Regions from separate parts of the Homo sapiens genome. Here region 1 is linked to region 2. A link is an interaction called in ENCODE POLR2A ChIA-PET data of the cell type or tissue named here. Cell type or tissue: MCF 10A. All regions are shown on one strand. Each heading gives the region's core, and the rest is flanking DNA. Links, peaks and the distances in the headings are about the cores only.

Region 1 (16,568 bases), core at 4,819-9,818, 75 kb after region 2:
AATAACCGATGTAGAGTTAGTATACAAATAATTGGGGTCGACCGGGGACAGTGGCTCATGCCTGTAGTAATCCCAGCACTTCGGGAGGCCAAGGCAGGCAGATCACTTGAGGTCAGGAGTTCCAGACCAGCCTGGCCAACATGGTGAAACCCTGTCTCTACCAAAAAATATAAAAAATTAGCTGGGTGTGGTGGTGCATGCCTGTAATCCCAGCTACTCAGGAGGCTGAGGCAGGAGAATTGTTTTAACATGGGAGGTGGAGGTTGCAGTGAGCTGAGATTGCGCCACTGCACTCCAACCTGGCTGACAGAGCGAGACTCCATCTAAAAAAAAAAAAAAAGAAATAACTGGGGCCATGTGAAGACCATGTGATTCTGCAGCACATGCAGCAGGTGTTTACTGAGTGCCTGCTGTATACCAGGCAGTTTCTAGGGGTTGGGGGAATAGCAGGTAACAACATGGACTGTCCCTGACCTCATGGAGCTGATATTCTAGTAGGGGTGACAGGCGGTGCACAAATACCGAGTGTGGCAGATGGTGAGGGGTGCTGTGGAGAAAAGGAAAGTGAGGAAGGGCCCTGGGCATGCTGGTTGGGAGGAGTGTGGTTTCAGGTAGGGGCTTGAGAAGGCATTTCTGAAAGGAGGCATCTGAGTGAAGATCAAAGAGACAGTACTCAGGGCAGCCATGTGTGCCACCAGACAGAGAGGTCTGTGAGGCTGGAGCAGGGTGGATGTGCCTGGTGAGTCTGAGGAACAGCAGGCGAGCAGTGTGACTGGGGCAGGAAAGAGAAGGGAGGGAGAGGAGGGTGTAGAAGGGGGTTAGGTCAGGGAGGTTTGGGGCTGGATCAGGCGCGGTCTTGCGGGCTGGTGTAGGAACTTTGGCATTTCCTTGGAATCAAGTGAGAGAGCTTGCTAAGGTTTTGGTACAGAGCAAGGACATGATCTGACTTAGCTTTTATGAGATTGCCCTGGCAGCTGTGTGAGGGCTGACCACAGGAGGATGCAGAAGGAACATGGGAGCGGTGGTGACTTCCAGAGTGTAGCAGCAAGGTGGTGCACATGATCCCATGTAAGCTGTGTTTTGAAGGTAGAGCTGACAAACGTTGCTGATGGACTGTGTATGGAGCACAAGGGAATTAAACCATGACATGGTGCATGATGCGTACCTCGGAATCCAGCCACAGTGGAGCAACACTGTTCATCATGTGAAACTAATGTCAAGTGGAAGGTCGTTGGCTTTATAGTTTAATTTGTATTTAATCAATGTATCTGTGTCTATTTTGTAGTTTCAGAATAGCACAGTTTATGTGTACCCTTATTATTTGTGTATATTTATACAGTGGAATAGTTAATGACTACCTCAGGGTCCATGAGATTGTTTTTCCCCTTATGAAAGTATGTGGAGTCTTAAAGGGGCCTGAGAAACCCTGCTCTAACCACTGTGATTATCCAGGGACTGATGGAACCGATCTGTTCCCTTACGAAGTGTCACAGTATTGGCAGGACTCTGGACAAGGACAAGGAAGGCTGCATTCCTGTGGCACCACCAGGTGGAAGATGGAGGTATGTTCTCAGGTATGGCCAGTGTCTGCCAAGATGCAATTCCTCAGCTCTACAGTTTTACTACTTTTTCTGGTATGACACAACTAATAGACAACCTTGCAAATCCTAGCTACTCCCATGACTAGATGCAGATACTATTGAAACCTCAGAAGTCTGTGTTGCAAAATAAAGCAAAGAATGCAATAGGTTTTGTTCATAAAAGCATTTTTTTTTTGAGACCAAGTCTCGTTCTGCCACCCAGGCTGGAGTGCAGTGGTGTGGTCTTGGCTCACTGCAACCTCTGCCTCCCGGGTTCAAGCAATTCTTGTGCCTCATCCTCCCGAGTAGCTGGGATTACAGGCGTGTGGCACCATGCCCGGCTAATTTTTGTGTTTTTAGTGGAGATGGGGTTTCACCATGTTGTCCAGGCTGGTCTCAAACTCCTGACCTCAGGTGATCTCCCTGCCTCAGCCTCCCAAAGTGCTAGGATTACAGGCGTGAGCCACCGTGCCTGGCCTGTAAAAGCATTTTTATGAGCATGTGAATAATGAACTCAGTCATTTCAAGATCTTCCAAAACAATTCATTTGTTAGGGAATTGTTAGTAAATATGGCAAATAAAAATTTTTAAAAATACCTCTATTTAAAAAGATGAGTTATATATATTATTTTTCATAGATTAATCTTAGCAAGACAATTTTCTTAGTCCATTTTGTGTTTTGTAACAGAACACCTGCGACTGGGTAATATATAAAGAAATTGGCTCACGATTCTGGTGGCTGGAAAGTCCAGGACGGGGCAGCTGCATCTGGTGAGGGCCTCAGTCTGCTTCCACTCATGGCAGAAAGTGGAAGCGAAGTGGGTGTGTGCAAAGAGATCACATGGTGAGAGAGGATACAAGAGAGCAAAACCAAATAAGCCAGACTCTTTACCAACCGATTGTTTCTGGAACTAATCCATTCCTGCTAGAGTCAGAACTCACCCACCCCAGTGGAACGGCATTAAGTGTATTCATAATGATCCATCCCTATAACCCAAACACCTCCCGCGAGGCCCACCTCCCAACGCTATTACACTGGTGATCAAATTTCAACACAAGTTTTGGTGGGGACAAACAGACTACATCTAAAGCATAGCAAGAACCTAGTGTGTAATATTGTATAATCAAAATATAAGTATTTAAAAAACATTATTCACTTTGGGAGGCCGAGGCGGGCAGATCACAAGGTCAGGAGATCGAGACCATCCCGGCTAAAACGGTGAAACCCCGTCTCTACTAAAAATACAAAAAATTAGCCGGGCGTAGTGGCGGGCGCCTGTAGTCCCAGCTACTTGGGAGGCTGAGGCAGGAGAATGGCGTGAACCCGGGAGGCGGAGCTTGCAGTAAGCCGAGATCCCGCCACTGCACTCCAGCCTGGGCGACAGAGCGAGACTCCGTCTCAAAAAAAAAAAAAAAAACAAAAAAAAAACATTATTATTGAAATGATACTTCACATAATGTACTGATTTACACATGTTGCTACTGTTAATGAGAATTGCATGACTGGACACTTCATTTGCATCAGCGCTTTGCTTCTGACTTGTTAATCTTAACTGTTGTGTCACAAATAACCAGATGTGCACATTCTTATTTGTGCTTATGAACAAAGTAGTTACACTCTACTTGTGCCTTCTTTATATGCCCTTGGCTTCTTCCTTATTAAAAATATCCGTGGGTGAAAGAAAAACAGTAATTGTAGACTCACAGGCACTATAATAATTTGTAATTGCTTCTGCTGTGAATCTCGGCAACATCAGGAATGATTGAGAAGGATTGGTACATAGCCCTGGAATGCACGCCTTTCTTTTAAGGAAGCGCTTCAGAATGCCTTTGATTAAGAAGGATGTCATTATGCAGATGAGCTTGTAATTGTTCTAGTGTTTGAAAAAGGTAATAGCCCCATAATCCTAAGCACGTAGACTTGTACTGAGTATAACTCATGTGCCAGGGACTGTGCTCAGTGTTTGCTACCTATTGCCGCATAACAAACTACCCTGACCTCAGTGGCTCCAAATAACAACTTGTTAATATTTCTCACAGTTCTGTAGGTTGACTGGGCTCAGATGAGCAGTGGTTAGTTATCTGAAGGCTTTGTTGCTTACCTGTCTGGTGAGCGGACCGGGCAGGCTGGGTCGGTTGGGTGCTAATCAAGCAACTCTCTCCAAGTGGCCCCTCTACCTGGGTAGCTTGGGCTTCCTCATAGCATGGAGTCTCAGGGTGGCCAGTCTTGTCATATGGTGGCTGGTTGAGTTCACAGCAAGTGTTCCAGAGCCTTGGGAGGTGGGTGCTAAAAGACTTCTTCTGACCTAGCCTCACAGATCCCAGAATGCCATTTCTACCACATTTTATTGATCAAGCATTTTACCAAGGTAAATGCTTTGCTTCAGCCCAGAAGCAAAGAGAGGAGAATTAGACTCCACCTCTTGATGGGAGGAATAGCAAGAATTTGTGATCATCCTTAATCTACCCTACTGAATAAGTGCTTTACATAAATTATGACATTAATAGGCTTATAAGGGCAAGTTCTATTCTCATCTTTATCTTGCTAATGAAGAGACTGCAGCACAGGGATTTAAGTAACATGCTCAAGGACTGACTGCTAATAAAGGATGCTTCGAGCAATAGAACTAGCTTTGTATGATTCTAAATCCCAATGCACATAATAACTTAACTGTGCCACAAACCAGTTATTTTTGTTATTGTTATATGTTACAAATTATTTGTTCAAAACTGGCATGTAGTAGGGAGAGCACCACTGGTCTGATAGAATGGACTTTTTAAAAATAAGGGGTCTTGTATTAAAAACATAATTTAATAATTTTATTGAATAATTTGAACCAGGTTTGAAGCATTTCCGTGGAAGGAAAACATGCAAATTCCCACAATGTTAGGGTCCTGGTCAGGTTCTTTGGAGTTACAGGTAACTGTTTGTCATTTCTGGGAATGTATGAGATGTGCAGAGGCAAAGTCCAGTATCAGAGATGGTCTCACCTTGATGGCAGTAAAAGGCTCAAATGCGTTTATAATAATACCAACAGCAGCAGCGACAACAATATATTTGTTTAGCACTTTACAGTTTACAGTGAACTGTCCTCATGTTATTTCATTTAGTCCTCAAATAACTCTATGTGGTTGGCTTTTTGTCTTCGATCTGCAGGTGTGAAGGACAGAGGCTTAGCCATGTGAAATGTTTTTGCTCAATGTCATAAAGGCCATGTGGGAAGTGGACCCTAAGCCAGGCAGTGTGACTGCTCCAGGGTTCCCAGCTCCACAGTGCAGGAGGCAACCATTTCCAGTTCTTTTCTTCCTTTACTTTCTCATAGGATACTTTTTAAGCACTATAAATTGGGTTCAGGAAATGTCAGTTTGTGAAATGTGATCAATCCAGAAGGCCAACCTGCTGGACTGCAGGGGACTGTTAGAGATCAGAGGTTCCCAGGTCTGCTATTACAGCTGTTGGGTCACTGTGCAAGCACTGCTGTCAGGGTGGCACAGTGGAGGGCAGATGAGCCCTGGCAGCAGGTGGACTTGGGCACGTATTCGCTGTGGCAAATCATGTAATCTCTGGGGCTCACTTTTCTCATTGCAAAATACTGACAGTTTGCGTAGATAATGCCTCTAACGGGGAACCTTGCCTGGCATGTAATATTCAAGATATTACCTTAGCAGCCTCTTCTCCCAGACTGTTTTACATCCTCGTAACTTTAAGGCTTAAGGGAGTTTAAGTAGATTGTTTCCACAAGAGGAGCTCTGGCTGAGCTGTTCTCTTTATATACTTTGCTACGGGGTCTGGCAAGTAAAAGGTGCTGAGTAATAGCTTTCAATTCACTAAATGAATACTGTAGAACATCATTATTTTCATTCATTCGACTAAATTTATAACATACTCTAAATTTTTTATTGAAGTATAACATACAAAGTGCACTAATCTTCAGTTTAATGCACGATGGACTTTCACAAATGGAACAGACCTATGTAAACACCTGGGTCAAGAAATAATGTTACCAGCTGTCCAGAAGCCCACCCTGTTCCCCCTTCCAAGCATTACCTTAAAAAAAAAGTAACTAGTTGTCTTGACTTCTAACACTGTAACATTTATTTTTGCTTGTTTTTAAGTTGTAGCAGATGCTTACTGTAGGATCTTTGTTTTTTTTAGGTACTTATACTAAGATGGCATTAATAGACGTTCTTAGGACCAAAGGGCTGGGGCAGAATGTGCTGCCATTGGGCCACAAGTGTGCAGAGACATGGATGCTGGCCTGGGGAGATGGGCTGGGTAGGCTGTGGCCCTTTGGCTTCTTCCAGCTGTAGCCATGTGGGCCCGTATGCCCTGGTGCTATGTAGATAATAGCACTTTCTCTGTTTGCTGGGATGTGAATAAGGTTGGAAAGCAGTGTCTTCAGAGGCCTTGTAAAATTGATTAAAATGAGAAGCATATTACTTTTATTTTGCTTTGTTTTGTTTAGAGACAGGGTCTCTCTCTGTCGTCTAGGCTAGAGTGCAGTGGTGTGATCATAGCTTACTGCAGCCTCAAACTCGCAGGCTCACACAATCCTCCCACCTCAGTGTCCTGAGTAGCTGGGACCACAGGTCCTCCAGCACACTTGGCTAATTTTTAAATTTTTTGTAGAGACAGTGTTCTCGTTATGTTGTCGAGGCTGGTCTCGAACTCCTGGCCTCAAGGGATCCTTTTGCCTTGGCCTCCCAAAGTGCTGGGATTATAGGCATGAACCACTGTGTCCGGCCTGAGAAGCATGTTAATTGTGTATAATTAAGCCATTTTAAAGTGCTCAAGGGTGTTTGAAAACAGTTCTCTCAAATATTAAAAATGTCTTGTTTCCATTTTTAATGAACAAAACCTTTCTATGAAGAAAATCTTTGCTAAGATCAGTCTTTCCTCTTACCCCAGCTTTACTGAGGTATAGTTGACAAGTAAAAATTGAATGTCCACTTTTAAGGTATGCAATATGATGTTTTGATTGTATACATTATGAAATGATTACCACAGTTAAGCTAATTAACACATTCATTATCTCACATAGTTATCTTTTTTGTGGTAAGAATACTTTGAGATCTACTCTCTTAGCAAATAGATCAGTCTTTTTAAAGTTGTTTTTAATGACTAAACTTAATGTATACTTGTAAAGAATAAAAAAGGTACACATAGGTATAAAATGAAAAGTAAAAAAGACCACCTTTCTCTACTAATGTCTTCTATTTCTTGTGTATTTTTTAAGCTATGGTCTATGCATATGCAAACATTTTCTTGCCTTTTTCCTCTAAAGGTAAACCTTGAGTATTATTCCTTGGCCCCATGTATAGAGCAATCCCACTTATTTTAAAAGTCACATAGTGTTCTCTCACAACAGTATATCATGATTTACTTAACTGGTGCCCTAATGATAAATGTTGAGGTAGTTTTCATTTTTTGGCTTTACAAACAATTCTGCAATAAAAATCTTTGTACCTGAATCTTAATGTACGTGAATGAAATGTATTTGTGGGATTTTCTAGAAATAGAACGTTGGGTCAGAGAATAGGAGATTGATATCTAAAAAGATATTGCAAAATTAACCTCAAATATTGCGCCAATTTACACTCCCTTTAAATGTTTGATGACATGATTTTCTACACCCTTACAACACAAAATATAACCTAATTTTTTGTTTGTTTGTTTGTTTGTTTTGAGACAGGGGCTCATTCCATCACCTAGGCAGGAGTGCAGTGGTACAATCTTGGCTCACTACAACCTCTGCCTCCCAGGTTCTAGCGATTCTCATGCCTCAGCCTACCGAGTAGCTGGGATTACAGGTGTTTGCCACCACACCTGGCTAATTTTTGTATTTTTAGTAGAGATGGGGTTTCACCATGTTGGCCAGGCTGGTCTCGAACTCCTGACCTCACGTGATGCACCCCTCCTTGGCTTCGCTAAGTGCTGGGATTACAGGCGTGAGCCACCCCACCCAACCATGAATATAATAAATTTTTTTATTTTTGCTAATATTATAGATTAAAAATGATAATCTATTTTAATTTGCATTTCTTTATAATGACAATGGATATTTTAAAAATTTGTTTATTGACTGACTATATTTTTCTGTTACCTGCCCCTTCACATCGTTTACCCATTTTCAACTGGGTTGTTTTTGTTACTGATTTGTGAGTAATCTTTGTATATTAAGAAGCTAAACTCTTTGTTATTTGTATTGCATATGTTTTTCCTCAGTTTGTTGTTTCATGTTTCACTGTTTACTGTCTTTTAAAAAATCATACCGATATTTAGAAATCTTCATTTAGTTAACTATATCAATCTTTTGTGATTTTGATGTTTTATGTCTTGCTTAGAAAATCCTTCTCTACTCTAATATTATAAAAGTATTTAGCGCGATGGCTCATGTCTGTAATCCCAGCACTTTGGAAGGCTGAGGCGGGCGGATCACGAGGGGAGGAGATCGAGACCATCCTGTCTAACATGGTGAAACCCCATCTGTACTAAAAATATAAAAAATTAGCCGGGCGTGGTGGTGGGCACCTGTAGTCCCAGCTACTCAGGAGACTGAGGCAGGAGAATGGCGTAAACCAGGGAGGGGGAGCTTGCAGTGAGCCAAGATCACGCCAGTGCACTCCAGCCTGGGGGACAGAGTGAGACTCCGTCTCAAAAAAAAAAAAAAGTGTTTAGCTATATTTTGTCCTAGTACTTTCATATTTTCTTTTTTACATTTTAAATTATTTGAGCACGTGGATTTTGGGATAAAGAACCAGCTAGGGATTTAGTCTCCCCTCCCCCACCCCCCTCTAAATGCCTAGCTGGTTGCTTTAATACCATGTATTGATTAATTCATAATCATTATCTACTGGTCTGACATGTTATCTTTGTCATAAATGAGATTTCCATGTGTATGTGTGTCTGTTTTTGGACTCTATGTTCTATTAAAATTTTAATTAATTTCTGAATTTGAGAAAAATCAGAGCCAGTAGTGTCCGAATTATGAATTTACCCCTGGTTGTTTTTTTACTCTTCTCTTGATGTACTTCTCACACACTGCATTCTGTTGCATAAAAAGAATAACATGGTGTTGAATGACAGATCTAAAGATGGACATTTGTCTATGTGGTAAATACGTGGTAGATTCTGGGTGATTTTTCATATGCTTCATATAAAAAATGATCGTACATAAAATAACTTTTTTGGAAGGAACATAATCTGAGCCATTCAGATACAACGAAATCCAGCTCCTCTCTATAGCATCGCTGTGGGTGTAGCTAAAATATGAGATTTTAAGTTTAAAAACAACTTCTGCATGTTATTTGGAAATATTTTTTACTAATTTCTTACGCAGCCCAAAACTTAATGGGCAAATTTAAAATACGCATTTAGTGTCTTAGTATTTTACAAAGTCCTTCGAGCCTCACCTTATCTTTTTTTTTTTTTTTTGACACAGAGTCTTGCTCTGTTGCCCGGGCTGGAGTGCAGTGGCATGATCTTGGCTCACTGCAGCCTCTGCCTCTCGGGCTCAGACAATTCTCCCGTCTCAGCCTCCCAAATAGCTGGAATTACAGGCATGTGCCACCATGCCCAGCTAATTTTTGTATTTTTTTTAGTAGAGACAGGGTCTCACCGTGTTAGCCAGGCTGGTCTTGTACCCCGACCTCATGTGTTCCCCCATGTTGGCCTCCCAAAGTGCTGGGATTATAGGCATGAGCCACCACACCCGGTCCTCACTGTATTTTTGAAAACATGGTTACAGAATTAGTTGCATGTGGAGAAGCTGAAATGCTATATGTAAATCCTCTTTCCTGATTACCAGCATTCTCCTAATGCAAAGTGTGTGAAGTGACAGCAGAGAAGATATCAAAGGGTTTGGTGCTTGGGACATTCTGTATTGTCAATGTGAGATGCCCAGTGAGATGGAAGTTCTGCACAGGGTGGCTGGGCGGCAGGCATTCATTTCCGTAAGCCTCTCTCTTTCCTCCTATATGGTATGTGATGAGTTTGGGGGAAAGCATCTGCATTTAAGCTCTGTTCTGGTGGAGAGAGGGAAGAGGTCTCAGTGTTTATCGTCTCCCATGAGTTGAGTGTGCAGGATCTGTAGCCAACAACTCTTGAGTTTTGAGAGTTCCATGTGAGCCTCACTACATGCTAAGTCAGAACCACAGGGTGAGTGAATGCTCTTTCTCTGCTCCATCTGGCTTCTGTCTTCTTAACAGCATATCTGCTGTTTCACATAGCTGCATATCAAGCCAGTTTTTTGTTTTTGAGATGGGGGTTCTCACTGTGTTGATCAGGCTGGTCTCGAACTCCTGGACTCAAGTGATCGTCCCGCCTTAGCTTCCCGAGTAGTTGGGACTACAGATATGTGCCCAGCTACAAGCTGGCTCTTTTATTTTTGGGGCAGTTTAACCACTTGGCATTGTCAGGTCTTCCCTAAGCTTCCCTTGGTCTTTTCTTCCATTTTGCTGTTTTTTTGGACATTAAATAATTTATTACCTCTACCAGGTGCTTGGACAGAATAAAGTAAAAGAGAGAATCGTTATGTTAGAAAATTAACTTGTGCAAGGTGACATAAAATTCTCTCTGCTGTTGATTCATCCATGCTGGCTTTGCCAGTGGTCATGAGGGTAACCAGTGATTCAACTGTATGGGAGGGAATCTGCCCTTTCTGAGTGGATCTCACAAGGTGATTCCTGTGTGATGATGTAAAGATGAGAACCTTTCTGGGAATTTGCTTTTTTTTTTTTTTTTTTTGAGGCAGAGTCTAGCTCTATCACCCTGGCTGGAGTGCAGTGGTGTGATCTTGGCTCACTGCAGCCTCTGCCTTCCGGGTTCACGATTCTCCTGCCTCAGCCTCCTGAGTAGCTGGGATTACAGGCGTGTGGCACCACGCCCAGCTGATTTTTGTATTTTTAGTACAGACAGGGTTTTGCCATGTTGGCCAGGCTGGTCTCGAACTCCTGGCCTCAAGTGATCTGCCTGCCTCAGCTCCCAAAGTGCCTGGATTACAGGCATGAGCCACCATGCCTGGCCTGAATTTGCTTTTTATCTATGATAATAAGCTCCTCACCCAAACAGATAGGAATTGAACTCAGACAAATTTTAATGTGCACACATTTGCAAAGGTAGGCTTGCATTTTTCATTCACTTTCTCTTTTATATATTTACATGCGCAGAGGACAAAATGCAGAAGACACACAGGATGAGCAGCGAGAAACGATGCCCAGCCTCCGTCTCCCTCAGCTCTGCCACTCCTCTCCCCAGGGGCACCAGTCACTAGTAATGCCCTCAGAGCTCTTGGGTTCATCCAGCATGGGCTCTGCTCTGCCTATGCAGGTACCAGACCATCTTCGTCCAGGGGGACGTGGAGTCACACGCATGCAGGCAACAAGGAGAGGGCCGGTCACCGGATGAGGCTGGGCCCCTGGGGCAGGGGTTTCATCAGAGCCCTAGGTCTGCTCTGTCTCCAGAGAAACCTCCCCAGAGGCCCAAGTCCTGCACCCACTGCAGCAGGGCAGGGCTGTAGCCAGGTGAGCAGAGGGCAGAATCCTCCCCTGGAATACATTAGACCCTGTGGTGACATTAGTTCATGCTCAGTGCTCTGTTCACAATCTCTGGTCCTCACAACGGCCCTGTTAGCGGGTTAGGTGTGGGCATGCAGTGAGGTGGGTCCTGGAACTTGTACCCAGGCTTGTCTGACACCAGAGCCCATGCTCTCCACCACAGCCGTGTCTCCAACCTCTCCCTAGTGCTTGGTGCTACTGCAAGGACTTCTTTTTCCTTCTCCCCTTAACTGTCATGATAAAGTGACAGCATCTCAGACAAATTTAAAAATTCCCTGAAGGAATCAGCTGGTTGGCGCTGAACTTTGCAGGGTGCCGTGAACACCCTGGGCTGGAGTCTGAATGCATTGCTTTCCTCATGCAACAGTATTGACTGAGCCACTGTAAACACACAAGAGTTTTGCTGGGTGCTGAGTGTATTGTGAGTTTTCATCGTCTGTGCTAATGCTCATCTTACTGAGCATAATAACCTGGAGCATGACCTATATTGAATTCACTTGGTGGTTGCTGCAGGATGCTTAAAGGAATGAAACTTGAGGGTAGGTTAAGGGAAGCAATGGTGATGAGCTGAGCTTTCACCAGGTGGCACCTGGCTCTGGATGCTGATGTGTTTGGATCAGTGGTAGAAAACAAGCAAATAGAATGGCGAGTTAGACAGTTTCCACTGCGCACAGCACTTGGGTGTTTTCCATGCTATAAATCTTTATTTTTTCCACTTTGGTTTGAGTGGGATCACTTCCATTGGAGCTAATCCAGAAATTGCTAATTCAGTGGGAATTGTGAGTCTATAAGTTAGGAATAAATTGAGCTTAACATGCAATATATTGGAAATGATCCTAGATCCTGGATCCTTCCTCTTCCCAAACAGTGAGCTGTGAGGGAGTCACTCCTCCCACCAGGTTAGAACCATCCGACGTGTGCAGATGTGGCATATATGGTGTATGTTCTGAGGGACAAAATGACGACCCCTGACTGCAGTGTGGCTCCAGCATTGCTTGCTTCCAGGCTGACCAGGGACAGGTGTCCTGGAAGATGGCTCTTCCTGTTCCCAGAGCTGTCCCACCCTTCAGTGTCCACAGGCATTCTGGAAGCCCAGGTTCTCCTTCATTCTGCTTAATAGCTCGGCCTAGAATTCTCATTCGTATTCTGTGCCTGGAGACCCAATCCAAACTCCAAGCCTCATTCCATTTTCCTGGGCTCTGGTTCCCTCCAGGATTCGGTCCACAGGTGGGTGTGGACAAGACTGCTGGGACCACGGCCTTGGTTCCCTGCTCTGTTGATGAGGTTCTTGGGCTCAGACACCACCTGCAGCCCTTCTGCAGCCAGCCTCTCCGTTGCCTGCAAACCCTTGCCCATCCTTCCCTCAAGACTCCCTCAGAGACATTGTACCGTTGTTTTCTAGTGATCCTTGAAATTTGATGCAGTAGCTCTTAGAAAGAAGAGACTAGAAAAAAAATAGGAGGCATGGTTACTGGGGAGGGGGGGCTTGGTTGGTAAAAATAAGTGAATTTTGCTGGCATGGGTCAAATTCCTCCCAACTGAAAAGAGGGGAGTATCTATTAATACAAATGTAAAGAGGGGAGAAAATGTGTTCTGTTACATGGGAGAGGCATGCCCTGTAGTCAGGAGCCTGTGTCCAGTTATGTGAGATGGAAGCTGGGGGGCAGGGTGGCGGGGAGGAGGGAGGGAGGGAGGGAGGGAGGAAGGCTAAACTAAGGTCATGCACTCAGGTCCTCAGGTACATAAGAGCTAGTATCTATCGCACTCTATATACTGACACTGGACGAACTCCTTCCCTGCACTGTCACAGCCCTGTGAGGTGTTGCTCTTCCTGTCACTATTGTGCAATTGAGATGGAAGCCTGGAGAAGTTAAATACTTGCTCAGGGCCCCGCAGCCAGTAAGTGGCAGGACCTGTGCTTACCTCCTGGCCTATGGACTCCAGCGATTGTGTTGTGAAGCCACCACACCCGCTGCCTTTCCTGAACACGGACAGGAAGCGTTACATACCTAACGAGGAGAACATGGGCAAAACCTTGCGAGTTTAAGTTGTGAGTGAGCTAAGGGTGAGCCGAGAGGATGACTGTAGCCAAGCCTGGCAGCCTGGGGAGCCTATCTGCAGGTGTGGAGGGGTGAATTGTTAGTGAAGGTGAGGAACAGCAGAAAGGAGAGGCAGGCAGGGTGCAGAAAGGATCCCGGATACGATGAACAAAGCGGGGCCCGAGGAGCCACCCCTGCGGGGGAGCAGTGGGGTGGGGAAGGACTCGAGTCTCTGGCGCCTCAGCACTGTGTGCCAGGTGAGAGACAAGTTGTGTGTGGTTTTATTCTTTCCATATCCATTTCTTTTTGTTTGGTTTTGTTTTTAAAAAGTATTTAGCATTTAATGAACCTCCTTCCCTGCGGCTGCAAGCCACCAGCACACAGGCCCCCCAGCATTCTTAATCTTCTCAGCTCATCAGAATTGGGCCTTCATGATGACAGACTGCTTTGGGAGCTTTCCCTTTCCCAGAACTTTATAGTAGCCCAGTTGCACCACAGCAGTGATGGGAGGAGCCTCTTGGTGGTGGCGGTGGTTTTTTGTTGTCGTCGTTGTTGTTGTTTTGTTTTTTTTTGAGATGGAGTCTCGCTCTGTCGCCCAGGCTGGAGTGCAGTGGTGCAATCTCGGCTCACTGCAACCTCTGCCTCCCGGGTTCAAGTGATTCTCCTGTCTCAGCCTCTCAAGTAGCTGGGATTATAGGCGCCTGCCACCATGCCTGCCTAAGTTTTGTATTTTTAGTAGAGACGTGGTTTCACCATGTTAGCCAGGCTGGTCTCGAACTCCTGACCTCAAGTGATCCGCCTGCCCTGGCCTCCCAAAGTGTAGGGATTATAGGTGTGAGCCACCATGCCCGGCCCTCAGTCTTGTTTTTAGCAGCATTTGCCTGTGTCTGCTCACGGATCATAGTCCACAGTTTGTCAAAGTTGACAGTTGGGCTGAAGCTCTGTTTCCTCTTTAAGTGGTAATGCCTCACACCAGCTTTCCCACATAACCTGGGTGACATTTGTCAAAGTTGATCCTGTGGTGGTGCACACCACCTGCATTACCACAGCCTCCACGGTGCTTCCGCACTCGGTGATGTGGCCATGGCCGTGGCTCGTGTGGCCCTGAAGTTTCCGGCTCTTCCTCAGTCTGGATGGCATGTCAGACAAAAGAGGAAGATTTCTACAAAGTCTCTTAAGGTATTGAGCACCTATTTCTCCTTTTAAAAACGGGCAAGCTGAGCACAGTTGTGCATGCCCATAATCCCAGCTACTTGGGAGGCTGAGGTGGGAGGATCGCTTGAGCCCAGGAGTTTGAGATCAGCTTGGGCAAAGGGGAATTTTTCTTTCATTATCATTTTGATGTAGAAAATCAGTAACATCTTCTTTGCCAATATGAAAACATGTTTTTCTTTAAGCAGAGTCTTGCTGTCAGCCAGATTGGAGTGCCATGGTGAGATAATAGCTTACCGCAGTCTTGAACTCCTGAGTACAAGGGATCCTCCTGCCTCATCCTCCTGAGTAGGTGGGACTACAGACATGCACCACCAAGCCTGGCTAATTTTTAAAATTTTTGCAGCGATGGGGTCTCACTAGGTTGCCCCGGCTGGTCTGGAACTCCTGGGCTCACACAACCCTCCTGCCTGAGCCTCCTGAGTAGCCGGGATCACAGGTGCACACCACCATGCCTGGCTAATTTTTCATTAAAAATTTTTTTTAGAGGGTCTTGCTAGGTTGCCCAGACTGGTATTGAACTACTTGCCTCAAGTGATCCTCTCCCCTCAGCTTCTCAAAGTGATGGGATTACAGATGTGAACCACCATGCCTAGCCTGAAAACATTTCCTTTTGATTCTAGCATTTAGATCCTAAACCTAAAACCGTTGCCCTAGAATTGCGCTGCCCACTTTTGCTGCTGATCTTATTCCCTGTCCAGACCTTTGAGGACCAGAGTTGGTTGGGCCTCCCTCCCAGATGATGCTCAGGGTACTGGATGCTGGAGTGCAGGGACTTTCTCTGGTGACTGTGGGGAAGCCCCTGCCCTCTCCCCTCCCTTTTTTTTTCATTTGTTGATTGGCAAAGCTGAGATTTCCCAGTGTATGTGAATTTGGTTTGGTTCATTTGTAAACCCCTTGACAACTCTGTACATCAGAATAATGGCATTCCTCTTGGGAGTATTTTGTAATTATTTGCTCAGTGTGTAATATCCCATTAAATATCCAAAGTCAATTCAGCAAATGTTTATTAATAATAAGATTTGCCGAAAGCAAGAGAAGTCTTAAGTGGGTTATGCCTACAGTTTCTAGAAAGCCTTCAGATTGTGGTGGTAAAAAAACTTGGCTTTGTAAATTTTGTGTAATTCGTATTAGAAGATGCTAATTTATTTTAAAAGCACAGTACTCTTTTGTGGTAAATTTCCAAGTTTGCCCCTGTCATTTGAAAAGCTTTTGGTGTGAGTGTTTTCAGATGTTATTGGGTGGTAGGGGCAAGGACTCGTTATTTTTGTTTTCAAATATGTATTATCTCTTTCAAATAGCTATTAAAATTTATTATGTATTTGCACTTATAAATGTTTTATGTACCAATTTAAAAAATGGATCAATAGATTTCTGTGTCTAGCAGAGAATCGATTAATGAGTTTTGAATAGTGTGCCAAGGTGACTCAGCTTTATGACTTTCCATGGATGACAGATTCTGCCCCTGCGACAAGGTCAAGCCCATAAAAATTCCAATCAGATACCACAAAAAGCACAGTTTCATAGGTCAGTTTAATTCTATAGCAGTCTTTTTTGTCAGCATAGCTGGCGATTCCATCTGTTTTAATTTAAGATTCACCCCAGCCATGCCTCTGTAGCAGGTGACACGTGCACACACACACACACCCCCACACCCACACACTGTTTCCTTATGTAACATACATGATGTAAATATGTAATATAAATGTATAGTTATGTAGAATATAAATATATTTACATTGTAGTAGAGGCTGAGTCGGTGGTATAATAGAGCATCTGCAATTCAATATTTAGAGTATAAAGCTGTTTTTCCTTTGTGAAACCATTTGTTTTCCATACACTGCTTGGTGTTGGGCGGGGAAATAATGCAGTTACTTATCTGCTACACTAACGAGCAGATGACTGTCCTCCTCTCCTGCGGCTCTTCTGCAGAAATGAGTCGCCACAGTGAATTGCTTGTGTTTATTATTCTGGTCATGGGTTAGCACCAGGTGTCACAGTGAATCAATCTTGGATTGGTAAAAGGTTGTCACGACGGCAGAAAATTGCAGGCTAGAGCAAATTGTCCTATGCCCATTACAGAATCTCAAGTAATGATGGTTGGTTATGCATGGAGGGGCTGAAATAGTCCATAGCATAAGGAAACCAAGCAGGGGTCTCTAAATAGGTCAGAGGGTTCTAA
Region 2 (16,568 bases), core at 7,243-12,242:
TATACTGGAAAATGATGGTTAGCAACTTGTGCCTTTTTTTTGATACAACTAGAAGCGGTACAATAACAGCTTCTCTGTGGCAGCTCCAACCACATCTCCTAGAGTGATGGTGAGGATTAGATAGAACAATGTATTAAAGTTTCTAGCAAAATACCCAGCATAGGGTAGCCACTCTCCAAATATTAGTTTCCCTTGCTTACTCTAAAGGATTTAAAATTACATATTTAATTTCAAAAAATTGAAAAGTTGAATGATTATGTAATCAGAATTTTCATTAATTGGAATTTTCATGAATCAGAATTTTTAGGCAAAAGTTTTATGAATTGGAATTTTCAGGCAAAATTCTATTATAGCTCAAGTTACTTTTTTGTGTTTATATTTTAAATCAAACCAAATGACTAAAAAAGTTTTCTAGGAAGGGACTGAAACCCTTTCTCTCCTTCTTTTAACAAGGCCCAACTGTTAACACTGAGCTGTTTTTTGGAGAGGTAGTCTTGCTCTGTCACCCAGGCTGGAGTACAGTGGCGTGATCTCGGCTCACTACAACCACCGCCTCCCGGGTTCAAGTGATTCTCCTGCCTCAGCCTCCCAAGTAGCTGGGATTAAGGCACCTGCCATCATGCCCGGCTAATTTTTGTATTTTTGTAGAGACAGGGTTTCATCATGTTGGCCAGGCTGGTCTTGAACTCCTGACCTCAGGTGATCCGCCCATCTCGGCCTCCCAAAGTGCTGGGATTACAGGCATGAGCCACCACGCCTGGCCAACACTAAACTATTAACGCTGAACTCAGCCTGCAGTGTAAACATTCTGTATACATTACTGCCCTTTTGTCAAGGTCAAGAACACGCTACACGCTGTTCAAGGGTGTATCTGTAAAGAAAACGTGCTTATAATTAGTACAATGAACATTATTTGCTAGGCAAAAATACAAGTATTTTCTGGTCTAAACTGATATTCAGTGGTCTTGTGTAATGACGCATTTTAGAAGTCTAATAAATCACTCCCAGAACTATGTATCCACTGTAAATCAACAAGTCAACAAGACTTTCTTTAAAAATTTTAAACACGGACGGGCGCGGTGGCTCACGCCTGTAATCCCAGCACTTTGGGAGGCCGAGACGGGCAGATCACGAGGTCAGGAGATCGAGACCATCTTGGCTAACACGGTGAAACCCCGTTTCTACTAAAAATACAAAAAATTAGCCGGGCGTGTTGGTGCGCGCCTGTAGTCCCAGCTACTAGGGAGGCTGAGGCAGGAGAATGGCGTGAACCTGGGAGGCGGAGCTTGCAGTGAGCTGAGATCGCGCCACTGCACTCCAAACTGAGGGACACAGCAAGACTCTGTCTCAAAAAAAAAAAAAAATTAAACAATTTTAGAGTAGAATAATATACTTCCTTGTAACATATTCATACTGACACAAAGCCAGGGGTATTTGAGGAAATCTCTTGCCCTTTGCAATTCTCCTCTCATACTTCTTTTTATACTAAATTTTTGGCATGGCTCTGTTCTGACGGATGGATCTCTTACAAACCTATTCTGTTTCCTAACCCATTCATTTCACTAAATAAAGGTTCGAACCCCTATTGGTCAACATGCTTTTATCTCCTGTTATAAATACACCAAGCAGTCAGGGCCCTCTCTTTCACAGATGACCATTATTTCTCACCGACCAGCCCCCAACCTCGGCATCCAGAATTTAGGGCCAACAGTGTCGGAACTGTACTTGCTAGTAGTTACCTAGGTAATTTCAAGATGCCCATCTTTCAGAATGTTTAAAAATGAAAGTTCTTAAGGTGACAGTCTCTCAAATAACAGATAAAGAAATTAGGCAAGGTACTGCTGTCTCCATCTCTGTAAAATAAAACCTAGGCACTTTCACTGATAATAGACTAGCACCAACATGCAGTCAGTAACACGGGACACTAAAAACAAGCCATTTGGATCACACAAAGAAGAATATTGACTCGTGCCACTTTAAAACATGTGATATTATTTGGCATTCACAATTCTTTCCCTATTTGTTGTCTGTATTGAATTTTTCCTTTGACTTAGTGCACTTGCTCATGTATCTTGCCCTCTTTTAAACCTTGGTTGGTGACGGTTCTTTGCACAATTGCGGAGGTCTTTTGCTACTCCAATTGCATAAATAACTGAAGTAAGGCTGCAAAAGTCAACCGAGCTTGGGCATCAAGGACAATGAAGTTGCTGAGTATCTCTTGTGCCTCACTGACTCCTTTCCAGTCAGGAGACGGTAAGTGCTTCGTACTAAGTGATTATGCTCCAGGAAACTCCAGTGTGTTAGGAGCAGGCCCATTGGCTGTGCCATGCATCACAGCCCTGGGCAATCGCAAAGTCTAGGGCAAACAATATGAACAGCGAGATTGTTGCTCCCCTGTTTTTTATGGGAGAGATAAACCTGAAATGGCTCAGGCTAGAGAAGCTGCTGGGAATAAGGGGGGTCCCCAGCAGCCATGTTCAGTCACCTCCTGGCTCCTACACATGACAACTTGTGCAAATGCAAAGAAGTAGGTCCGGAGCTTTCCATCACATCTCAATACCCTAAGACCAAAGATCCTTCCAGGCTAAGGACTCAATACAAATACACAAACCTAGATGCTGTACAACATATGGCTCCATTTTGAAATATGGCTATGGAGAGGGAGGGCTGGGAATATCATTTACTGAGTGTCTATTGTGTCTCGGGCTCTGTGCACATTGCATTTTGAGCTCACAAGAACTCTGTGAGGAAGTACTATCTCTGACAAAAGAAAGAAAACTGCTGAGACAAACTGAGTTGCTGTTAGCCAGCAAGAGTCAGAACTAAGCTCTCATCTGAATCTGTCTGATTGTGAGGTCTTTGCTAGCTTTTTTTTTCTTTTTCTTTTTTTTTGAGACAGAGTCTGGCTCTGTCACCCAGGCTGGAGTGCAGTGGTGTGATCTTGGCTCATTGCAACCTCTGCCTTCTGGGTTCAAGTGATTCTCCTGCCTCAGCCTCCCAAGCGGCTGGGATTACAGGTGTTTGCCACCACGCCCAGCTAATTTTTGTATTTTAGTAGAGACAGGGTTTTACCATGTTGGCCAGGCTGGTCTCGAACTCCTGACCTCATGTGATCAGCCTGCCTCAGCTTCCCAAAGTGCTGGGATTACAGGCGTGAGCCACCATGCCCGGCTGGCCTTTGCTAGCTTTAATCACTAGGAGCATGACTAGGGTAATGGAAGAGGAAGACTTGCAATGCATGGAGTTTAGCCAGAGCTTCAGTTCCCTTGCTCATCCTCCTCCCTTCATCTCTATCTCCTCCTTCTCCCTCTAGCACTGACAGTGTTCAAACAAGACCTCAAGCTACCTAGGCCTGACTTTCCTCATCTGCAAACTTAGGGGTTGGCCTGGTGACAAGACAGTGGCACCGACCAAAATATGAGCCTGTTGTGACAGAGCCCATGCATGGCCTTGCTGGGTCTGGACAAACTATACACTCCCACTCTTCTTGTGGCACTGACTTGGGGTTTCTTGTTCTGATTTGATTTCCAGGGACCCTCCCTGGGTCACAAAATCTGTAACCCCTGGAATACTGCGTAATGCAAACTGAACTGGATAGTTGTTTATCTAGCTCTTACCTTGTTTTGAAAAATGTATGGAATTTCTTTCTTTTTAAACAAGTACCATTTTGTTTCAGACCAGTTTGAAGCAGAAGAATGTCCTGATAATGGCATAGAGCCAAAGCGATTCCATCCTCTGGACATGAGCTGTGTGGTGTCCCCGTCCTCATACCTATTCCAGAACCACACTGGTCCCTGCTCTCGTCTCCGAACTGTCGGAGGATGGACCTGCTTTTGCAAGGACCTGAACTCCCTGTGTTGTTGCTTAAGATTTTTACCCAGGCATGAAAAGGAAATGAATTCTGCCAACTCATCGCTGTGTCTGTGGGAACAGAAACTCAGGGCACCTATTCTCTGCAAGAAAAGCATCAATTCCCTGTAAGAAAAGTTTCCCACCTGAGACAATGACACAGACCAACATAAATGCTCTTTTGGTTTTATGATTTCTGATATTAGATTTTACTTGATTTTTTTATTTTTAATTTTTTAAATTTCATTTTGAGAGTTAAAAGGGTTACTTCTTTTATTTCCAGCAGTTCAAGGAATTTCAGAGCAATCTTGGTCCAGAGTTGGTAATAAAGACATTTAAATGAGATGGGAATACTGTCTGTTATGCTGACCAGTACTAAGTCTCCCGCAGTTCATTTTTCCTGAGAATAAATGCCTGTCTGATACATCAAGACCTATTTATGCTTAGTAATTGTGTGATTCTACATCCTCTAAAGCACCTCCACCTGAAGATTAGTCATTCCGCCAACCAACATTTGCTGAGCTCTTACTCTGAGCAAATCTTGATGTTCATCATCATGAAGTATACAAAAAATAGAGACCACGATTTCTCCTTAAGAAGCTAAACTTCTTCTTGGGGAAAAAGTGAACAAAACAAGAGCTGACATAGGGAATGTGTCACATGTTTAATAAATAACTGCTAGAGGAAAGAGGCAAATAAGTGATTTAGAAGTTCAGAAGAGAGATGGACCCCTAACAGATTTCATTCATTCAAGCACCAATTCTTTCACTCATTCAGCCAGACGGTATTTCTGGACTTCCGTGTTTGGGTGTTAAGGGGATTTCAGGATGAATAAGAAAGGGACCTGCCCCTGGGACTTACAGTAAAGTAGACAAGCTAAGTCATGTCCACAAACAAATATAAATCTAGGTTGTAGGTGATACGTGCCGCAGAGAGGTAGAGAGAAGTGTGCTTGGACTTCAGGACTTCAGGGATGGGACTCAGCTCAGAGACAATCCTGGGAGGCCTCCTCAGGCAGATATTTAGTCTGGCTTTGAAGAATGGGCAGAATCTGTACTTGTGGGGTTGCTTAAAACCACTTTCATCAATGGTGCCCAGACAATTTCTTTTGGGATTGACCATTGGTATTTGGAACATATTTCTCATGGAAACAATAGTGTGGTCTTTGGTCTCCTGGTATGCCCACAAATCTACAATGTGCCTGAGAACTATTATAAATACATTCTTTCAACTATAGTCATGCGCTGCATATACAACAGTGGTCCCATAAGATTATAATATCGTATTTTTACTGTACCTCTTCTATGTTGAGATATGTTTCAATACCCAATTGTGTTACAATTGCCTACAGCATTCAGGACTGTAACCCGCTGTACAGCTTTGCGGCCTAGCTGCAATAGGCTACACCGAACAGCCCCAGTGTGTAGTAGGCTCTGCCATCCAGGTTTGTGTTAGTGCACTCAATGATGTTCACAGAATGACAACATCTCCCAGGACACATTTGTTAGAACACATTTCTTAGAATCCCCATCATTAAGTGATGCCTGACTGTATGCATAAATATTGTGTCAGGGTTCCTGTGGGAAAATTCAGGCTGTTTTCTCATGTTTGGAGCCATGCACACAGCTTCCTGCTGCCCAGGCTCAGGGGCAGGGGTCCCCACTCCCCAGCTTTCCTCCCTGGCTGCAGCCCCCTTGGGTCTCAGCCAAGGCACAAGGATAGTGAAGGCTTCTGTGATGGGTGAGATTTGTGAGGGAAGATCTGGGCTGTGGGGCCTGTAGCTGACACAAACTGGGGGTGGGGGAGCTTTTCAGAAGAGGAATTTAAAAATCTCTTGCTTTTGCCAGTGTTTTTTTTTTTTTTTCTTTTTTTTTTTTTTAAACAAAGTCTTGCTCTGTCGCTCAGGCTGGAGTGCAGTGGTGCGATCTTGGCTCACTGCAACCTCCACCTCCCGGGTTTAAGGGATTCTCCTGCCTCAGCCTCCCGTGTAGCTGGGACTACAGGCGCCCGCCACCATGCCTGGCTAATTTTTTGTAGCTTTTGCCAGTTTTATAGAAATATAAGTCTGTGTGAACATATTGCTAGGGCTCCTCCCAGGGCCCCACAGAGGTCTCAGCAAGTGAGAGACTCTTGTCAGTCTTCATTAACTTTCTAGAAAATCCACATCTGGATCTCCAAAATTTGAAATGCTTGGAGAACAGACATCTATTTATTCTTTGTCCTTCACTAAAATACGGTGACTCCCAAGTGTTTTGTATTAGGGAGAAAAGGGACTAGGTTCCGACAGCCAACTCCTTTGCCGTCCCTGGGGTAGAGGGAAAAGGGGAGGAGAGAGGAGGAGGAAGGGAGACTGGGGTGAGCATGAGGCCTGGTGTAGTCAATCATAGCACAGGCATAGGAGCCAAAGGGACCTGGGCTGGTATTCCAGAATTTTCCAGAATTGATCTAGGACAAGTGACTCCACGTTTTCAAGCCTGGGATTTCGCATTTATAAAAAGTTGGTAATAATGCCAATTTCAGGGTGCAGTTTCAATAAAAGAATATGTCTAAAACACCTAGCATAGGTTGGGTACAGTAGCTCTCACCTGTAATCCCAGCACTTTGGGAGGCCGAGGTAGGCGAGGTGGATCACCTGAGGACAGGAGTTCAAGACCAGCCTGGCCAACATGGTGAAACCCCGTCTCTACTAAAAATACAAAAATTAGCTGAACGTGGTGGTGCATGCCTATAATCCCAGCTGCTCAGGAGGCTGAGGCAGGAGAATCACTTGAACCTGGGAAGTGGACGTTGCAGTGAGCCAAGATTGTGCCACTGCACTCCAGCCTGGGTGACAGAGTGAGACTCCATCTCCAAAACAATAAAAATAAAAGTAAAAAATAAAAATAAAATAAAATACCTAGCATAGTCCCCTGCTCCCTGCAAATGTTTAACAATGCGCAGGGACAAGATGTCTGGAGACTGTGATCCTACCTATGGAAAACAGCTTTGCAAAACTTCACTTTCCTGCCTGTAACTTTAGTTCATTTATCTCTACACCCGAAAAGAAGAAGAGACTGCAAGAAATGTTGGTGTTGGAAAGGACATCAAGCATTACGGAGAGGACGGATATAAGTCTGTGTAAGTCTTTTGTAAGTGGTAAAATTCAACGCAAATGGGAATTTGTGTTGATGTCAGCTTGACTGTAGAGATGGTGCATAGGTTTTCAGCTGCTAGCCAGGTATAGTGTTTCCAAAGGATAAAGGTAATCAGATTGCTGGAGAACAGGGACTAGAAAAGCAGGTCAGCTGAAATAACTTAGTGTGGGTATTTTTACTAAAAATTGGTCAAATAGAATCCTTTTAGAGACAAATACTGAAATATTTACAGGTGAAGTGATGTGCTGGGAGTTGTTTCCCCAGGGGGCAAGTGGTTGAGGATACTGACAAAGGTGGCCATCTCACTTCTTTGGTATATGTCTGCAATTTTCAAAGTAAAGTTTTAAAAATGATCAGATAGATAAAATCATTTATTCTATCATCAAGCAAATGTCAAGATATGTCCTTTGCTGTGACCCCCACCCACCCACCTGCCAAACTAACCTCACTGGCATTCCTTAATCCCTCTGATGCAGTCCTGCCTCTGTGCCCTAGGAACGCTGTTGACTCAGCAGGAGGCATCTTGGCTGATGTAGAGGTTCCCTTACTTTGAAGGTGTCCTTGTTGGGGTGCCCTTGTCTGCTGTCATTATCCTCTTCTAGTTCCTGCCCCTACCTTGAGCTTCAGGACTCCTGTATGACCTGGTTCTTTTTTTTTTTTTTTTTTTTTGAGACAGAGTCTTGCTCTGTTGCCCAGGCTGGAGTGCAGTGGCATGATCTCGGCTCACTGCAACCTCCATCTCCTAGGTTCAAGCAATTCTTCTGCCTCAGCCTCCCCAGTAGCTTGGACTACAGGTGCCCGCCACCACGCCTAGGTAATTTTTTGTATTTTTAGTAGAGACAGGGTTTCACTGTGTTAGCCAGGATGGTCTCAATCTCCTGACCTCGTGATCTGCCCATGTCAGCCTCCCAAGGTGCTGGGATTACAGGCGTGAGCCACCGTGCCGGCCTGACCTCCTTCTTGACTCATAGTCTTTATCCGACCTCCCATACCTGCTTGGCCAGATGCATTGCAGAGGACTTACTACCCATGTGCTTCTGGTCTTCTGACTTCTCCCTTGAATACGGAATCTGGCAATTAAGCAACTCCCAGGTTCAACCCAATTTCATGCTTGGTGCATAATTCCCACCCTCCCCTGACAAGTCTCCATGATTAACTGGAGCTCACAGTTCACAGTGACTCTGAAGGAGAAAAAAAACAATTGCGCATTTTCAACTCACAAGAATAACGTGCATTTCATTTCTTTGTAGTTTTATTCTGGAATTTTTAATTTACTATTTCTTTTGCTTTGAATGTATCAATTTCCAGTCATCTTAATGAACTCATTATAGTAAATCTCTGAAGCATTTTATTTTACTTCACTTTTAAAAATTTGTATATTTTTCCTTTTGTTTGTATTTTTTATTATCATAGTAATCTAGACTCTGACATTAGAATACACAGTATCTATTAATTTCCTATTGCTTCTGTTAAAAATTACCACAAACATAGTGGCTTAAAGTAAAATGCATTTATCCTCCTACAGTTCTGGAGGCCAGAAGTCTGGAATGGGTCTCTCTGAGCTAAAGCCAAGGTGCGGGCAGGGCTGAGCTCACTCTGGAGGCTCAGGGGAGAATCTGTCTCCTTGCCTTCTTCTGGAGGCCACCTGCATCCCTTGGCTGGTGGTCCCTTCCTCTATCTTCAAAATCAGCAGTGCAGCATCTTCCAGTCTCCCTCTGCCTCTGACCTGTTTCATCTGCCCACCTTCCACTTTAAAAGACTCTTGAGATTCCACTAGGCCAACATAGTCCAGGATAATCTCCTGTTTTACAGTCAGCTGATTGGCAACCTTAATTCCGTCTGTGACTTTAATGCTTCCTTGCCATGCAACATATACACAGATTCCAGGGATTAGCATGTGGACATTTCTGGAGGCCATTATTCTACCTGCCACACAGCATATTAGAGATTGAATGTCGTTTTTAAGAATATCCAGGGCGAAATATATCCCAAGCATGAAGTGGTTGATTTAATAAGAACCATACAAGGGACTGGATGCTGTTCAGTGAAATTTGTCTAAGTAAACTGGCAACTGAAGCACTCATGCTCCTAGCACCATCAGTTTACAGCTTAGCTTTTCCACAGGCTCCAGATTTCTGGCTACCCAGGAAGCTCCCTTGTTGATCTGGGGTGGACTCCTGATCCTTGTGATGCTGCCTCTCGGGTAACAGACTCAATGTTATACACTTGGAAGTCACTGCTGTTGACCCGGCACAACCCTGGCCTTGTTCTCCACTCAGCCCCAGGGCACCAGCTGTGCCACACAAGACCATGTGTCCAAGGGATGTGGCCTCAGCGTCCAACACAAACATGGCCACTGGCATTGTGCCAGGTGCAGGAGACAGACAGCAGAGACAAGAATTCTAACGCTGGAAGGGAATTTAGAAATTGTCTTGTATTTATTTATTTATTTATTTATTTTGCAGTTTATCTTACAGATGAAGAAAATGAGGCCTCGTGATGCTGAGTAATTTTTAAAAGACATACAGGCGGTGTCAGAGCACTAGACCGGAAGCAGGTTTTTTTTTTTTTTTTTTTTTTTTTGAGACAAGGTCTGGCTCTGTTGCCCAGGCTGGAGTGCAGTGGTGCAATCTCGGCTCAAGTGATTCTGCCACTTCAGCCTCCCCAGTAGCTGGAACTACAGGTGCACATCACCACACCCGGGTATTTTTTTTTTTTTGTAGAGATGGGGCTTTCACCACGTTGGCCTGGCTGGTCTCAAACTCCTGACCTCAAGTGATTCACCCACCTTGACCTCCCAAAGGGCTGGGATTACCGCTGTGAGCCACTGCACCTGGCTCGGAAGCAGATCTTTGAGGGGCCAAATGGAACCTACCCTGGTTTCTTTCCAAATCGTCACTGGTAACATTTATAATTCTTTTGCAACAATAGTTTTTTGTTTTGTTTTGTTTTGCTTTGCTTTTCTGAGACAGAGCCTTGCTCCGTTGCCCAGGCTGGAGGGCAGTGGTATAATCTCGGCTTACTGCAACCTCCACGCCCCCCTGGGTTTAAGCAATTCTCCTGCCTCAGCCTCTGGAGTAGCTGGGATTACAGGCGTATGCCACCATGTCCGGCTAATTTTTGTATTTTTAGTAGAGACGGGGTTTCACCGTGTTGGTCAGGCTGGTCTCGAACTCCTGACCTTGTGATCCGCCCACCTCAGCCTCCCAAAGTGCTGGGATTACAGGTGTGAGCCACTGTGCCTGGCCAACAGTAGTTGTTTTCAACAAGGTCAATGTCTCTTACGTGTTGCAAGGCTAGAGTCCGTGATAATAAAGAATGAAAGTCCTTTGTTTCAAAAGTATAAGCAAGATAAGATGTAGTAAAATAAAATAAAGTAACACAGTGAAGATAATGGTTAAGGCTGCATTCAAAATAAGCCACTATCCTGTGCTCAGCGAAGCTCAGGTAGTGCCATGTCCTAATTGCTCCCAGATAAGATAGTGGGGGCAAACAGGGGTGCATCCTTCCCCCTAGATCCCAGGATGAGGGGCGAAACTCACTGCTCCCAGCCTACCAGTCCCAGAACCCAATGACATGCAGGCCCCTTGCTTGAGGGAAGGACTGTACAAGCACTTTTCCCAGGCCCTTGTTCTTCCCAAATCGCAACAAAAGGGGAAAAAAAATGATGTGCTTCCTTTGTGACATTTCTGAAGGAACAATTAGTGTTACAACTCATCTTCTTAAATCTTGTATTTAATTGTGAGGCATTCTCCCTATTGGGGAATGACAGTTTGACTCATCAACATTTTGTCAGTCAGTTCTCCCGTGATCAGACATCTGTGTAAGCTGCACAACGTATAAAGAGAAATGTTTCCTGAATAAAGGACATTCAGTTGATTTATGCATTTTTAATTCATAAAAATGATGCCTGTTTGAACAATGATTCATTTTCTGTATTAATACAAAAATGAATTCTGACAAATGGGAGTCAGATGGAGAAATTATGTGGGCTGTTTAATTCAGTTTTACAGTGTTTGACCTTGATATTCTAATTCATTGCCACATAACAGGAGCTTTCATGGGAGGTACTGATTTATTACTATTATTTTTCTTCCATTTCCTTTTTTTTCCTTTCTTTCTTTATAGGAGTCCTGAAACAATACTAGAGAGTTATTTTTAAAACATAGCTCTTTATGTATGTCTGATCAACAGCAAAGTAATTTAGAATTTTAAATAAAGTAAATTTGAGGGTCCTTATAAACCTCACCATGGAAACCAGAGAGTGAATTGTTGCCATGGAGACATTTGTAAGTCCACTATGCCTGGAGTTATTATTACCATATACAGTTGGCCCTTTGTATCTGTGGGTTCTACATCTGTGAATTCAACCAACCATAGATTGAAAATATTTAAGAAAAATCTTCCAAAAATTTTCAGAAAGCAAAACTTGAATTTGCCACACCAAATACTACGTTAACTCCATGAGAATGAAGTGATGTCTAGGCATTGCATTAGGTATTATAAGTAATCTAGAGATGACGTAAAGTGTACGGGAGGTTATAAAGTGTACATAGGTTATATACAAATACTACGACATTTTATATCAGGGACTTGAGCATCCTCAGATTTTGGGTTACCTATTGGAATCAATCTCCCATGGATACTGAGAGATAATTGTATTCACATACTAGCATGAATCAGGTACGTTATGTAAAGCATTTTAAGTTCCTCGCTGAAAGCATGGTGATGAATGAAATTAATATGAAACCCTTCAAAGCACCAACGTCTCCTCATCCTTGGTACAGAAGAAGAAGAACCCCACAGTTCCCAGGCTTCATCCCCAGATCCCTGATTCAGTCTGGAATGGAGGTGGGGTGTGTGTGTATATATATATATATATATATATATATATTTTTTTTTTTTTTTTTTGAGGCAGAGTCTGGCTCTGTCACCCAGGCTGGAGTGAAGTGGCATGATCTTGGCTCACTGCAACCTCCGCCTCCTAGGTTCAAGATATGAGAATTGAACTTAAATGCTTAAGAAAGAACTAGGTTTTTATGAATTTTAATTAATTGCATGTTAATTTTTAAAGTCAAAGGAAATCCCTGACAGATCAACAAGAATTCTGATTTAACCGAGACAAGGCTGGGACACAATTCCTGACAACCAATTCCCCAGAAATTCTTGTTTGTAAGTCAGGGGAGAAACTCACACTGCACAGGCCTCAGAGTCACGTGAGAAGCCTGTTTAAAATATAGACACCCATCCTGGATAACATAGTGAAAACCCGTCTCTACTAAAAATACAAAAAATTAGCCAGGTGTGCTGGCAGGCGCCTGTAGTCCCAGCTACTCGGGAGGCTGAGGCAGGAGAATGGCGTGAACCCGGGAGGCAGAGGTTGCAGTGAGCCGAGATCATGCCACTGCACTCCAGCCTGGGCAACAGAGCAAGACTCCATCTCAAAAAAAAAAATTTTATATATATATATATATATATAGAGAGAGAGAGAGAGAGAGAGAGAGAGAGAGAGAGAGAGAGAGAGACACCCAGGGCCAGGCACAGTGGCTCACGCCTGTAATCCCAGCACTTTGGGACGCCAAGGCAGGTGGATCTCTTTGAGGCCAGGAGTTCGAGACCAGCCTGGGCAACATGGTGAAATCCCGTCTCTACTAAAAAATACAAAAATTAGCCAGGTGTGGTGGCGCACACTTGTAATCCCAGTTACTTGGGAGGCTGAGGCAGGAGAATCACTTGAACCTGGGAGGCGGCGGTTGCTGTGAGCCAAGATCGCACCATTGCACTCCAGCCTGGGTGAGAAGAATGAGAATCCATCTCAAAAAAAAAAAAAGAAAACATGCAATGCGTATGCTTTTGTGTTGGCTTCTTTCACTCCACATAATTCCTGTGAGATGCACTCAAGTTTTTGTGTATTGGCAATTGATTCCCTTTTATTGTTTGTAGTATTCCATTTTGTGAATAGACACAATTTATTTGTCTATTCTTCCACTGGTGGACATATGGATAGTTTCCTGTTTTCATTTTATTTTTTTTTTATTTTTAAAAAGTAGAGATGGGGTCTCACTATGTTGCCCAGGCTAGTCTTGAACTCGTGGACTCAAATGGTCCTCCTGCCTTGGCCTCCCAAAGTGCTGGAATTACAGGTGTGAGCCACCACACCTGGCCATTTCCTGTTGTTACTATTACAAACACTCTGTGGACATTCTTATACATATATAAAACATGTATTACATATAATACAGACATTATATATGTATTATATTACATATATAACACATTGCATTATATATGTATTATATTACATATATAACACATATTGCATTATATATGTAATATAATACATACATAACATATATATATATTCCACACACATGCACATATATATACATGCACACACACATCTTTGGCATGTGCATGAATGCATTTCCCTTGGGTATAAAGCTGTGGCTGGGATTGCTGGGTCACAGGGTAGCCATATGTTTAGTTTCAGTAGAGACCGCCAAGCTATTTTTCAAGGTGGTTGAGTGAGGCTATACTCTTACCAGCATGCAATGTATGACTTCCAGTTGTCCCATGTTGTCACTAATACCAGAGATTATCAGTCTTTCAAACTTTGTCTGCTCTAGTGGATGTTTTGTGGTGTATTTTATTTTATGCACTTAAAAACAGTTTTCTGAGAAGGGATCCATAGGTTTCACCAGACACTATAAGCAGTTCATGGCACAAAAGGCTCTAAGACCCCTGCGTTAGATCATGGTCTTCACGAGCCTGGTCAAAACTGGGCACGCTGGCTTTCCAACCGAGAGAAGGACAAACAGCAGAAGTCCAGAAGCAATTTCCTTTTGAGCAATAAGACGGAAGTTGTTCATTCCTCAGTCACGCAGCAACTTAGTCACCTGGCCACACCTGGCCTCAAGGGTGTCTGGGAAATGTTGTCTCTTCCTGAGCAGCCCATGCTTAGTTTACACTCTATTAATATGGAAGAAGGGGCAATTGACTGCCAGCAGTCTCCAACACATGAAGCTATTGACCAGGCCTGGTAGATTTTGGGAGGGGAGACTTTCACGGCCCTGTAAGTGGACTGGCACCCAGGGTGAGGAGTGACTGAGTCAGCCAAGCCAATCCCTCTTGCCTTTAGTTGCCCGGGCCTGGGGCAGTTTCCTGCCGTTTGCTCAGCCTGTCCCCCAGGCAAGCACATGAGGTGATCAGGTCTGCGAGGTTTCCCAACAATGGATTTATAGGATAATCCTTTCTATGCTGTCAGTAAATAACTGCATGACTGGAAGGTGAGTAGGGTAGTTTTATTTGGGTCTTGGAGAAGAATGCTGAAGGTATGGGTGTACTGATGGCTGAATCATGCCTGTGTCAAATACTGTGGGTGGCACTTTACTCTTTAACACGACTGCCAATATGGTACTGGAACTTTTCTAGTAAATTACGATAGTGTTTCAACAAGGCCTCTTTGGTCATCCATGAACGAGCTTTTCCCCACTTCTCTGACCGGGTATAGCAGCTACCCAAGGACATCTGTAGGCCACAGAGACAGTGCTCCAATTTCTCCACTCCACAGTTAGAGAAGGGAGCAAGTGATGAGGTGGGAAGAAGTGATAACGTGTCTCCCAGTAGAATTATGTAGATGGGATCTAAAATATATGGTTGTATTACTCAGGAATTAGAGCATGGTACTTTGGCATGGATCCTACCAACACCCAGTGATTGGAAGAAGCTTTGTCATGTAATTCAAGGTCAGAGTGGAACTAACGCTCTTTTATGATAGTGAACTCATAAAAGAGTTCACTATCCCACCAGCTGGGTTTGGGGTTTTGGGTCCATATGGAGACTCAATGATAAAGAGATTAAATCTCGAAGTGTGAACCATGTCTAATTAAAAAATACATGTACTTGAAAGCAACCAAAGAAAAGCAAAACCCTAACTACCTGTGGGGAATGGAGAATCACCGCAAACTCCTTCCTCCCCACCCCTCTCATCTTGGGCGTCTGAGTTCGTACTTCTCTTCCTGGCAGCAGATGTAGGCAGAGAGGACAAAGAGTCTTGATGTACAGATCAAGGAAGGGGCTGGGAAAATGTCGCCAGAGAAGCTTCGAGACCTACCAACCTTTGGGAGAGAGGGTGATGCGAAGCTTTCAGGACATGGGGGAGGCAGGAACTCTGGGAGAAGAAAAGGAATTAAAAGGACAGATGGCACTGGGGGCGGAAACAGGTGGGGCCCATGTGGAGAAAAGGGGTTTACCTGTGAACTGTTACTGAGGGAAGTTGGGGCAGCAAAGCAGGCTCTCTAGTAGGACACACAGGGGTGCACTGGTGAGAAGAGAAAGCCCAGACCGCTGGCCTCATCACCCTCCCTTAATGCCTCCAACTCATGGGCTGCAGCGCTGGGGACCCTGAGATGAAGAGGTGAGTGTGGCGTGCACGAGTGCACTCGGGGTCCGGAGGAGCCGGAGTCAGGAAGTGCTTCCACCTTTCTGTCCGCATGCTGGGGGAGACCCCTTCAGAGCGGGCCAAAGCAGTACTGTATCCACTCACTGGAGACACTGTAAAGACGAGACCCCACACTCCAGTGCACTGCACCCTCAGAGCCCAGAGCCCCAGCCCAGGAGGAGGATGGGCTGCGCAGGCGTGCACGGCTCCTAGAGCATGGAGGAGCTTTGCGGACACCAAAGTCTTTGAGTTTTACGGCCCCTTGCTTGGTTACGCGGGCTGTTCGCACCGCACCTAAGCTTTAAATGTGTGAATTCCACCCAAATCTGTTCAGAAATTCTAGTTTGGGAAAAGTTATAAATAGATTTCTCATGAACACTGATGGGGAAAAAATGCACACATGTAAACGTACCCATTGGCTGAGGCTGTGAAGACAGAACTGAATAAAAAATTCTTGTTGGCACCAAATACACTGGGAGGTTTTGAAGTAAGCCTCCTGCCTGCCTGGCAAAACGGAAGTGCTGACTGAACTAAGAGTATATTATTCATACAAAAAGCGTGCTTATTGGACGAGGAAACCCTGACCTTAACACTCTTTTTTTCTATTTTTCATTTATAATATTTGATTTAATTAAGAAGCATAAGCCAGGCATGGTGGCTCAAGCCTGTAGTCCCAACATTTTGGGAGGCCGAGGCAGCAGGATTGCTTGAGGCCAGGAGTTCATGACCAGCCTGGGCGGCATAGTGGGACTTTGTCTCTATAAAAACATTTTTTTTTTAAATTAGCCAGGCATGGTGGCACATGCCTGTAGTCCCAGCTACTCAGGAGGCTGAGGTGGGAGGATTGCTGGAGCCTGGAAGATCAAGGCCGCAGTGAGCCCGTGATTGTGCCAATGCACTCCAGCCTGGGCGACTGAGCAGGCCCTGTCTCAAAATAAAAACGAAGGAAGGAAGGAGGGAAGGAAGGAAGGAAGGAAGGAAGGTAATTGTGAATGTTTTCTTGGCAATCTGGCTATCCATGTGGACATCAATGTTGACTATAAAGATCCATTTGGTACTGGGGGCAAAGTTACCAGCTCACTAATGTATGGGCAATTTTCCTAGGAAATCAGTGAGGTTCATTCAGCGTTGGGATCCAGGCTTCA

Evidence for each region. ChIA-PET counts read pairs that join two places held together with the same protein. Peaks named below come from ENCODE experiments on the same cell type or tissue, not always from the same donor. Only the 100,000 strongest peaks of a DNase experiment are listed, where the experiment ranks them.
Region 1: POLR2A ChIA-PET joins it to region 2 with 5 read pairs; 2 of 35 experiments call an interaction of 5 or more read pairs at or near these places.

The regions. Positions count from the first base shown.
Region 1 is chr18:9,721,290-9,737,857 of GRCh38, forward strand. All of the region lies in intron 1 of RAB31 (RAB31, member RAS oncogene family), which reads left to right. Among named protein-coding and RNA genes, the nearest start is that of RAB31, 21 kb to the left of the region's middle. RefSeq lists a silencer at 1,517-1,576 and an enhancer at 13,313-13,812. In MCF 10A, for the core only: no CTCF peak of the experiment used is centred there; no DNase peak of the experiment used is centred there.
Region 2 is chr18:9,644,310-9,660,877 of GRCh38, forward strand. LINC02856 (long intergenic non-protein coding RNA 2856) reads left to right here and starts at 1,801. Exons shown (of 2, transcript XR_002958226.1): 1 at 1,801-2,253; 2 at 3,677-4,281. RefSeq lists an enhancer at 657-1,163. In MCF 10A, for the core only: no CTCF peak of the experiment used is centred there; a DNase peak (open chromatin) is centred at 9,312.